Regions from separate parts of the Homo sapiens genome. Here region 2 is linked to region 1. A link is an interaction called in ENCODE POLR2A ChIA-PET data of the cell type or tissue named here. Cell type or tissue: OCI-LY7. All regions are shown on one strand.

Evidence for each region. ChIA-PET counts read pairs that join two places held together with the same protein. Peaks named below come from ENCODE experiments on the same cell type or tissue, not always from the same donor. Only the 100,000 strongest peaks of a DNase experiment are listed, where the experiment ranks them.
Region 2: POLR2A ChIA-PET joins it to region 1 with 11 read pairs; 2 of 35 experiments call an interaction of 5 or more read pairs at or near these places.

Annotation. Positions count from the first base shown.
Region 1 is chr17:50,513,471-50,517,470 of GRCh38, reverse strand. It overlaps MYCBPAP (MYCBP associated protein), which reads right to left. Exons shown (of 19, transcript NM_032133.6): 2 at 774-901; 3 at 19-178. Among named protein-coding and RNA genes, the nearest start is that of MYCBPAP, 7.0 kb to the right of the region's middle. In OCI-LY7, no CTCF peak of the experiment used is centred here; no DNase peak of the experiment used is centred here.
Region 2 is chr17:50,902,102-50,906,101 of GRCh38, reverse strand. No RefSeq gene overlaps it. Among named protein-coding and RNA genes, the nearest start is that of TOB1-AS1, 37 kb to the right of the region's middle. In OCI-LY7, no CTCF peak of the experiment used is centred here; DNase peaks (open chromatin) are centred at 1,731, 2,121 and 3,531; H3K4me3 peaks cover 1,202 bases; H3K27ac peaks cover 1,746 bases.

The sequences.
Region 1 (4,000 bases):
GGCTGAGACTGGGTGTACCGGAGTAGTCCAGAGGCTTTGTGGCTTCATCAGGATTCGCAGGACGTGCTACAAGGTGGCAGACCTTCCTCCTAGGATCCATGGGTTTGAGTTTACGGATGATAAATTTCTGGGTGATGACACGTTTATCTTCCTTTTCAGTAAGGCGAGGAATGTGTTGCTAAAAAGAAATAAAACAAAGGAGAATTCCACCTGTGGTGGCAGGAGGAAGAGCACCACCCATCTCTTCTGTTCTAGTTCTGGGTGGAGTTCCTGAAGGCTGACAGATCTGTTTCTTCAGCTCTGTCCATATGTTCTGTCAAGGAAATGCCTGTGTAACAGATATGTGACTTAGTAATATCCTGGAGGGAAAAAAAAGAACATCTTATGCCTCCAGACAGTTTGGGTGAGAGATGGCTGACTCTCCCAGGTAAAGCATGGGGTTAGGGTTTAGCAGCTTTACCCAGAGCTGTACCTTGGCTCCTTAAACTCATCCTCCGGTCTGTGAAATGGGAATGATGGCACCTACCTCTATGGGAAGCAAGATACCTCATCATCTCATTTCCCCTGTGGTTCTATATGAATCTCAGAAATGTTAAAACAGACAACACAGTGAATTCCTTAAGGTGGTAAAGTGAAAAGAATCTGTGTTCAGTGGGTTTTTCCATGGAGTTAGACACTCCCCATGAGTAGGGACATGGCTGGTGTTCTAGACCACTCAGGCTGCCGGCAGGGAAACGTTTCTATGGTAAGGGAAGCTTGGGCTTCATCCTCACCTCCTTCAAGTCTTCCTTCTTAATGGCCAAGGCAAGAATGTCATCTCCTTGTAGGACATTGCTAACAGGTTCAGGCTCTTCCTGAATTGTGGGTGTGGGTTGTTCAGGTCCCTTTGCCCGCTTCTTTTCTGAAGAGAAGCAGAAAGTTATTAAGTCCTTAAAGAGCTCCTTCTGTATATATCAATATATACATACAAAAATAAAAGTAAAAATATATACTAGACTCCATGGTGGGGGGCAGAGCTGACCAGCTGGATAGATAGCAGAGGCTGCCAAGGTGGCCTGGGTAGCACTTTGCTGGGGCAATGGGAGTTCTCTCTGGAGGGTCCCCCTACCCACAGCCCCTGGCTCACCACAGTGACTAAGACTTCTGTAGCCAGAATTGAGATCAGAAGATGTTTCGTTTCAGGCCAGGTGTGGTGGCTCATGCCTGTAATCCCAGCACTTTAGGAGGCTGACACAGGAGGATCACTTGAGGCCAGGAGTTCAAGACCAACCTGGCCAACATGGTGAAACCCCGTCCCTACTAAAAATACAAAAATTAGCCAGGTGTGGTGGCCCATGCCTGCAGTCCCAGCTACTCGGGCGGCTGAGGCAGGAGAATCACTTGAGCCCGGGAGGTAGAGGTTGCAGTGAGCTGAGATCGTGTGACTGCACTCTAACCTGGGCAACAGAGTGAGACTCTGTCTCAAAAACAAAACAAAACAAAACAAAAAGATGTTTCATTCCGGGTGCCGTGGTGCAAGCTTGTAATCCCAACACTTTGAGAAGCCAAGGCAGGAGGATTGCTTGGGCCCAGGAGTTCAAGACTAGCCTGGGCAACATAGTTGAGACTCCATCTGTACAAAAAAGATTATTTTTAATATACAAAAAAGATGTTCCATTTCAGGCTATGCTATTTATAAGCTGGACAGTCTTGGGTACGCATCACTTAACCTCTCTAGGCCTCAGGCTTTCCATGTGTAGAAAGAGTCAGTTGGACTAAATCAGTGGTTCCCAAGTTATTAGTCCAATGTCTGCCTCAGAATCTTTGGGGGAGTTTTATGAATACAGCTTCCTGACTACTGCATGGAGCCAGGGCCTAGGGAGCTGTACTTTTTTCAACTCCCTAGGTGATTCTGATGCACAGTGGTTTGGGACAACTGAACTAGATGTTTTGCCAGCCTCCTCCAGTGCTGGCACTGATCCATGCTTCTGGGTGAAGGCACAGGGTTTCACAAGACACTGGTTAAAGTGCAGAATCTCTGTGGGGGAAGCAGAGCATTCACCACTGGCCATTTATTGCATATTCATTTAATAAAGATTGTTTAAGCAGCTTCTACATGCCAGGCACTGTGCTAGGTTCTAGGGATACATGCCAGAGCTTGTCTTTAAAGAGCACATGCCCAATGGGAAACAAGACCGTGAAACAGACTGAGCCAGAGTAACTACAGGAACATGGTGGGGGGGAACAACCAGCCCTGAGTCGGCGGGCGTGGGAGGTGGGGGAGTCAGGGAGGGCTTCCTAAGGAAGGGATGTTTAAATAGAGCTGAAGAAGCTGGAGAAAGGAAAGGGCCCTGGGGAACAGGCATTCCAAAGAAAATAACATAAAGAGGCATAGTGGCAAAGAATGGAGCACATCCCTGGAACTCAAAGCATGTGTTTTTGAATAGCTGGAGTGTGGTGAGGTGGGAGGGAAGAGGCAGAGCCCAGAGACAGCAGCAGCCGCCATATCGTGAAGAGCTCAGTGAGCCATGTGAAGGCTTACCCCATGGGCAATGGCATGCCAAGGAATGGATTAAGAGTTGCAAGATCTTGGGAGGCCAAGGCAGGCAGATCGCTTGAGCCCAGGAGTTCAAGACCAGTCTGGGCTCTATAAAAAAAATCAAAAAATTAACCAGGCATGGTAGTACATGCCTGTAGTCCCAACCACTTGGGAGGCTGAGGGGAAGGATAACCTGAGCCCAGGAAGTGAAGGCTGCAGTGAGCCAAGATTGTGCCACTGCACTCCAGCCTGGGTGACAGAACAAGACCCTGTCTCTAAGAAAAAAAAAAACCTGCATGACTGAGGATGAGTGTATGAATGTATTTAAGAGTCCGTTGTGGCAGCCACAGCATGACATTGACAACACCCGGGGCAGAAGGGGGTCACAGGTCACTCTCCAACGAGGACACACTCCCTGCCTTCCTTTCACAGAGGTGGCTTAACAGGATCAAACACATCTCATTTCTCTGGCTGGTCAACCCTGTCATTTTCCCTCTGGTTCAGAATGGTTTGATATAAGGCCCTACATAAAACAATCAAAAGAAAACCTAAGTCCTGAGGCCTTTAGGGAGTTTAAAACAAAATTTGGTTTTATCCACTGCTTCTTACAGCACCGTAATCTTTAAGAGGCAATATCACGAAAACATAAAGGCAGGTGTTTTGGTTAACAAAATCCAACTTTTTTTAGGAAATTTCCATAGAGTTGGTGGCCAAAAAAACTCACACCAAAATCATTCCAAACATAGTTCTAAATTCAGCCTGTTGGCCAGGTGCAGTGGCTTACGCTTGTAATCCCAACACTTTGAGAGGCCGAGATGGGAGGATTGCTTGAGGCCAGGAGTTCAAAACCAGCCTGGGCAACACAGGAGAACCTATCCTTAAAAATAATTTTTGTTTTTCTATTAGAAAAAATAATAAATTCAGCCTATCATCCACAGTCTGTTTCTGTAATGGGGTCAGCAGAGGTTTGGAAGTATCTGTCTGTTAAATGCATGGCTCTGTGCACACAAACACACATGCAGGGCTGCCGGCTGAACCCCGAGTTCCAGTCTCATCTGCCGCCATGTGTGGGGATGCAGCCTTGGGCTTTGATTTCTACCTCCCTTCTCCCTTCTACACAAACTCACCAAAGTGGGTGGCAGCCTATGAGAACTGAGATCAGCTGAAGGTCTGTTTTTGTAAATATTTTGGTATTATCTGTACTTTCTAGGACATTTGCTTCCTTTATCCATAACCTTGGCTGGGTTGACATCTTTCCAAGTGATTAAACGTCTCCAGATGTGTGCTTTTTACTGGTGGGTGCACAATTACCACGTGTCAATAGAAACTTTCAACACTGCCGAAGATTTTTGGGGGCCAAAGCTCCCATCCCTTCAGTGATAGAGAAGCTAATCTTTCATGTTTGCTTTAGATTGAAATAGTAAAACTCTGGTCTAAGGTTATTCTGAGAAAGTTATCTTTAATGTAGTCCAATAAATGCTC
Region 2 (4,000 bases), 390 kb before region 1:
GATCGAGCCACTGCACTCCAGCCTGGGGGACAAGAGCGAGACTGTCTGGAAAAAAAAAATCAGCTCCTGAATTAATAATTATTGGATGAGTGTTACTTGATAGCCCTACATTTTAAGAACAGAGAGACAGAGAGAGAGAAAGAGTTTGTGAGTGTGTGTGTGTGTGGCGGGGGAAGAGGTACAGAGCTGAGGTAATAAAAAGGTAAAATGCTCTCATTTTACCAATGAGAAAACAGAAGTGTAGCGGGTAAGTGACCAGCTCAAGGTCACACAATGAGGCAAGGTCACACAGCAGGGAGGGCCAGACCCCAGACCCCAAACCTGGGCCCTCCCTGGTGCTCTTTGCTGCTATGGTTTTTGGGGGTGGAGTGTGTGAGGGAAGCTGAAGAGTTAACAATGAATTCTGTACCTTCAGGCCATGGCCAACAGCTGCCTGGGAGATAAGGGGAGGCGACCCCTGGGAACAAACAGCCTGTGGATTGGAGAGATTGAGCAAGGCTGGAAAAACAGGTGCAGGTGGCAACAGGGAAGGGGGTGGGGCAGGAGACAGAGCCAGAGGGAGCAGAGGAGGTTCCAGGGCTCCTGGGACCCCAGAGGGTCCCTGTTGCCAGAAGGCACTGGCTGGGCCAGAGTCCAGGGTGAGCAGAATCAGGTCCCAGGCTTCACCCTCTGCAAGCTTCTCTATGACCCCACAGGGGGTTAACTGGGCCTTGAATTGCAGAACCAGAAGGGGCTGAAGGGAGCACCCAGGCCTCAGCTGGCTCTGGTCTGAGACTCAGGTCAGAGGCAGAGGTGATGGCCACACCTGGGAGGCTGGGTTGCCCTTGGACAAAGCAGCGGCCGCAGCTGTTTAGGTTCTGCCACCCTCTCCCCTCCTCTGTCCCCAAAGGCTATCCAGCCCCCGCAGCAGTCAGTCCTTGGGTTTCACAGGCCCTGCCCTGGAGAGCTTTTCTTTAGAACCAGCCCCATCAGAAATCCCTCCCCCAGAGAATCACTGGGAGCTTAGGCTGCTGCGGGGAAAAGGGCACTGGGCTGAGAGGTGAAAGTCCGGGGCTCAGACCCTGTCCTGTCACAGATGCCCTGACCCTCTCTAGGGGCTGTTAAAACCATCCCCATTCAGGGTAAAGGTCCCCGGTGACACTCTGGGTTGGGGGAGCTGGGTGGGTGCCTGGGCGCTGCTCCCATCCCCCCACTCTGAGAGCTTGCTGTGTAGGCAGAGGCCCTGCCAGCCACAGGCTGCTGGGGCTGAGGCTGGGCTGGCTACGGGCTGGTCTCCTCCTCTTCCCCCAGCAGGGCTGTGGGGGCCTGCCCAGGCCCCCTGGTCCTGTGTTTGGGCAGCAAGCCAGCACCTGTGTGAGGGGTGGCCGGGCACCCTGCCCAGAGCTGAGGAGAAGCTGCCCCCTGGGGACTGGGCCCAGGCCTTCTTGTTCAGCCAGAAATTCCAGCCTTTTAAGGATCAAGAGCCAGAGAACGGCCTTTTCCAGGCTGCCAGCGAGCCGTTTTTCCAGCTTGGCAGTATCGCCAGTGCCTTGAGGGAGGCCTCTCTGCTTGCCCGCACCTCGTAGGCCAGGCTCTCGGGAAGGAATTATTTCTTAAGTCAACTTTGTTGAGGTCTAACTTACGCACAACAAAATGTGCCCATTTTAGGTGCACTGTTGTATGTTTGCATACCTACCACAATAACCAAAGTAGAGAACATTTCCGTTACCCTGAAAGGTTCCCTGTGGCCCCTTCTGAGTCAGTCATGCCCCTTCCCTGGCCCCAGGCAAGCACCAATCTGCTTTCTGTCATGACAGATCAGATTTGCATGTTTTGTATACGTTACCATACAGTTTCTACTCTACTCTTACCTCTGACTTTTCCCCCTCAGCCTAATGATTTCAAGATTCGTTCATATTGTTGCGTCTATCATAGTTCTTTCCTTGTTATTGCAGAGTAATATATTCCATTATATGGATATGTTATAGTTTGTGTAGCCATTCACCTGTGTTTGGACATCTGGGTTGTTTCCAGTTGGCAGCTATTATGAGTAAAGCAGTTATGAACATTTGTATATAAATCATCATGTGGATGCATGTGTTCATTTCTCTCGCATTAGTAACTAGAAGAGGGATTGCTGGGTCACATGGTAAGTGTATGTTTCACTTTTAAAGAAACCACCCAACTGTTTCCTAAAGTGGTTGTACCATTTTACAATGTATGGGTAGGACGGGATTTTGAATGCAGCCCTTCCCTCCCTGTTCCATATCCTGGCCTTTTCTCTTCCCCAGGGACTGAGCAGGGTTTGTTTGTTTTTTTGGTGTTGTTGTTGTTGTTTGTTTTTTTCGTAAGTTTGTGTGGTGCTTTGGTTGTGGGGGCGGTTCTTTGCTTCACCAGAAAACATTCTCCTGCCCCCTCAAAGTCCCTGCTCATGGATGAGGTTAAAGTGGCTATGCCGAGTAGAGAAGGGCTTAAGGATCTATTTATATGTGAGTTTAAGCAGATACAGTGTTGGCTAAAATGCTATAATTATTTTCCTTTTGTTAGCTCTTCCCATCCTGTGAGAGTGTTTTTGTTTTTGTTTTGTTTTTTTTTTGTTTGTTTGTTTTTTAGACGGAATCTCGCTCTGTGGCTTAGGCTGGAGTGCAGTGATGCGATCTCGGCTCACTGAAACCTCTGCCTCCCAGGTTCAAGCAATTCTCCTGTCTCAGCCTCCTGAGTGCCGGGTACATGCCACCACGCCCGGTTAATTTTTGTATTTTTAGTAGAGATGGGGTTTCACCATATTGGTCAGGCTGGTCTCGAACTCCTCAGGTGATTGACACACCTCAGCCTCCCAAAGTGCTGGGGTTACAGACGTGAGCCACGCGCCTGGCCAAGGGTGTTTTTAAACAGAGCTACTGCCATGCTGGCAGCCTCATCCTATTCCCCAGCCTGCTGCTCCCCGACCCCCATCAAAACCATTTCTTCTAGAGGCCAAGGCAGCTGAGAGTTTCTTTTCCTGAGTCGTCACTTTTCATTAGCACAGGCTGATAACTGGGGTAGGCACTGGAGCTGGAGAACTTTGTATTTTTGCTGTCAGTGTCCTACCCCTGCTCTCACCTCCCTGTCTGACCCATTGTTCCACCTTGCCATCAGTCACCAGAGAGCTCCGGGCTTCCGTAACTCAAAGGATGCAGCTGCCCAGAAAGAAAGGATTAAGCTTTCTTTTTGTATTCAGACACATTGCTAATTGCCAAGAAAGTACAGGCAGAAGAAAGGATCTACCCTTGGAGCAAGAGTTAAGGAAACCTAACAGCCTGGCACTGCACATCTGCTGAACTAGTCCTATTTCTACCCCTGTTTTAAAGTTTTTAGGGCTGGGCCAATAAATAACCTTTTTAGGATAAATTCAGATCTTCCCTGTAAGACTCTCGGGATATAATTTCTCTCACATTTCAGGATACCTAAGAAACCATTCTCCCCTGCTTGGGGAATACCACTACTCATGCCTGGAGCAGCTCACTTAGCTGGGTTCATCATGCTCCACCTTCTTCCTCTTCTTTTTTTTTTTTTTTTGAGACAGGGCCTCACTCTATCACCCAGGCTGGGGTGCAGTTGCAGCTGTGCTATCTCAGTGCACTGCAACCTCTGGCTCCCAGGTTCAAGTGATTCTCCTGGCTCAGCCTCCCAAGTAGCTGGGACTACAGGCATGCACCACCATACCCAGGTAATTTTTGCATTTTTAGTAGAGATGGGGTTTCACCATGTTGGCCAGGCTAGTCTCAAACTCCTGACCTCAAGTGATCCACCTGCTTCAGCCTCCCAAAGTGCTGGGATTACAAGGCATGAGCCACCACACCCGGCCATGTTCCACCTTCTTTAGAAGGCATTTGCTGGCAAGATACCGCCAGCCTCAGCATGTTTTAAACAGATGAAATTGCCCTGGACTATCAAAAGTTTGCCTGGGATGATAAGCCTGTGACATTGCCCCAGTCTGAGCTATCAAAACAATATTTAATCCTGGATTAAATATTGTTGT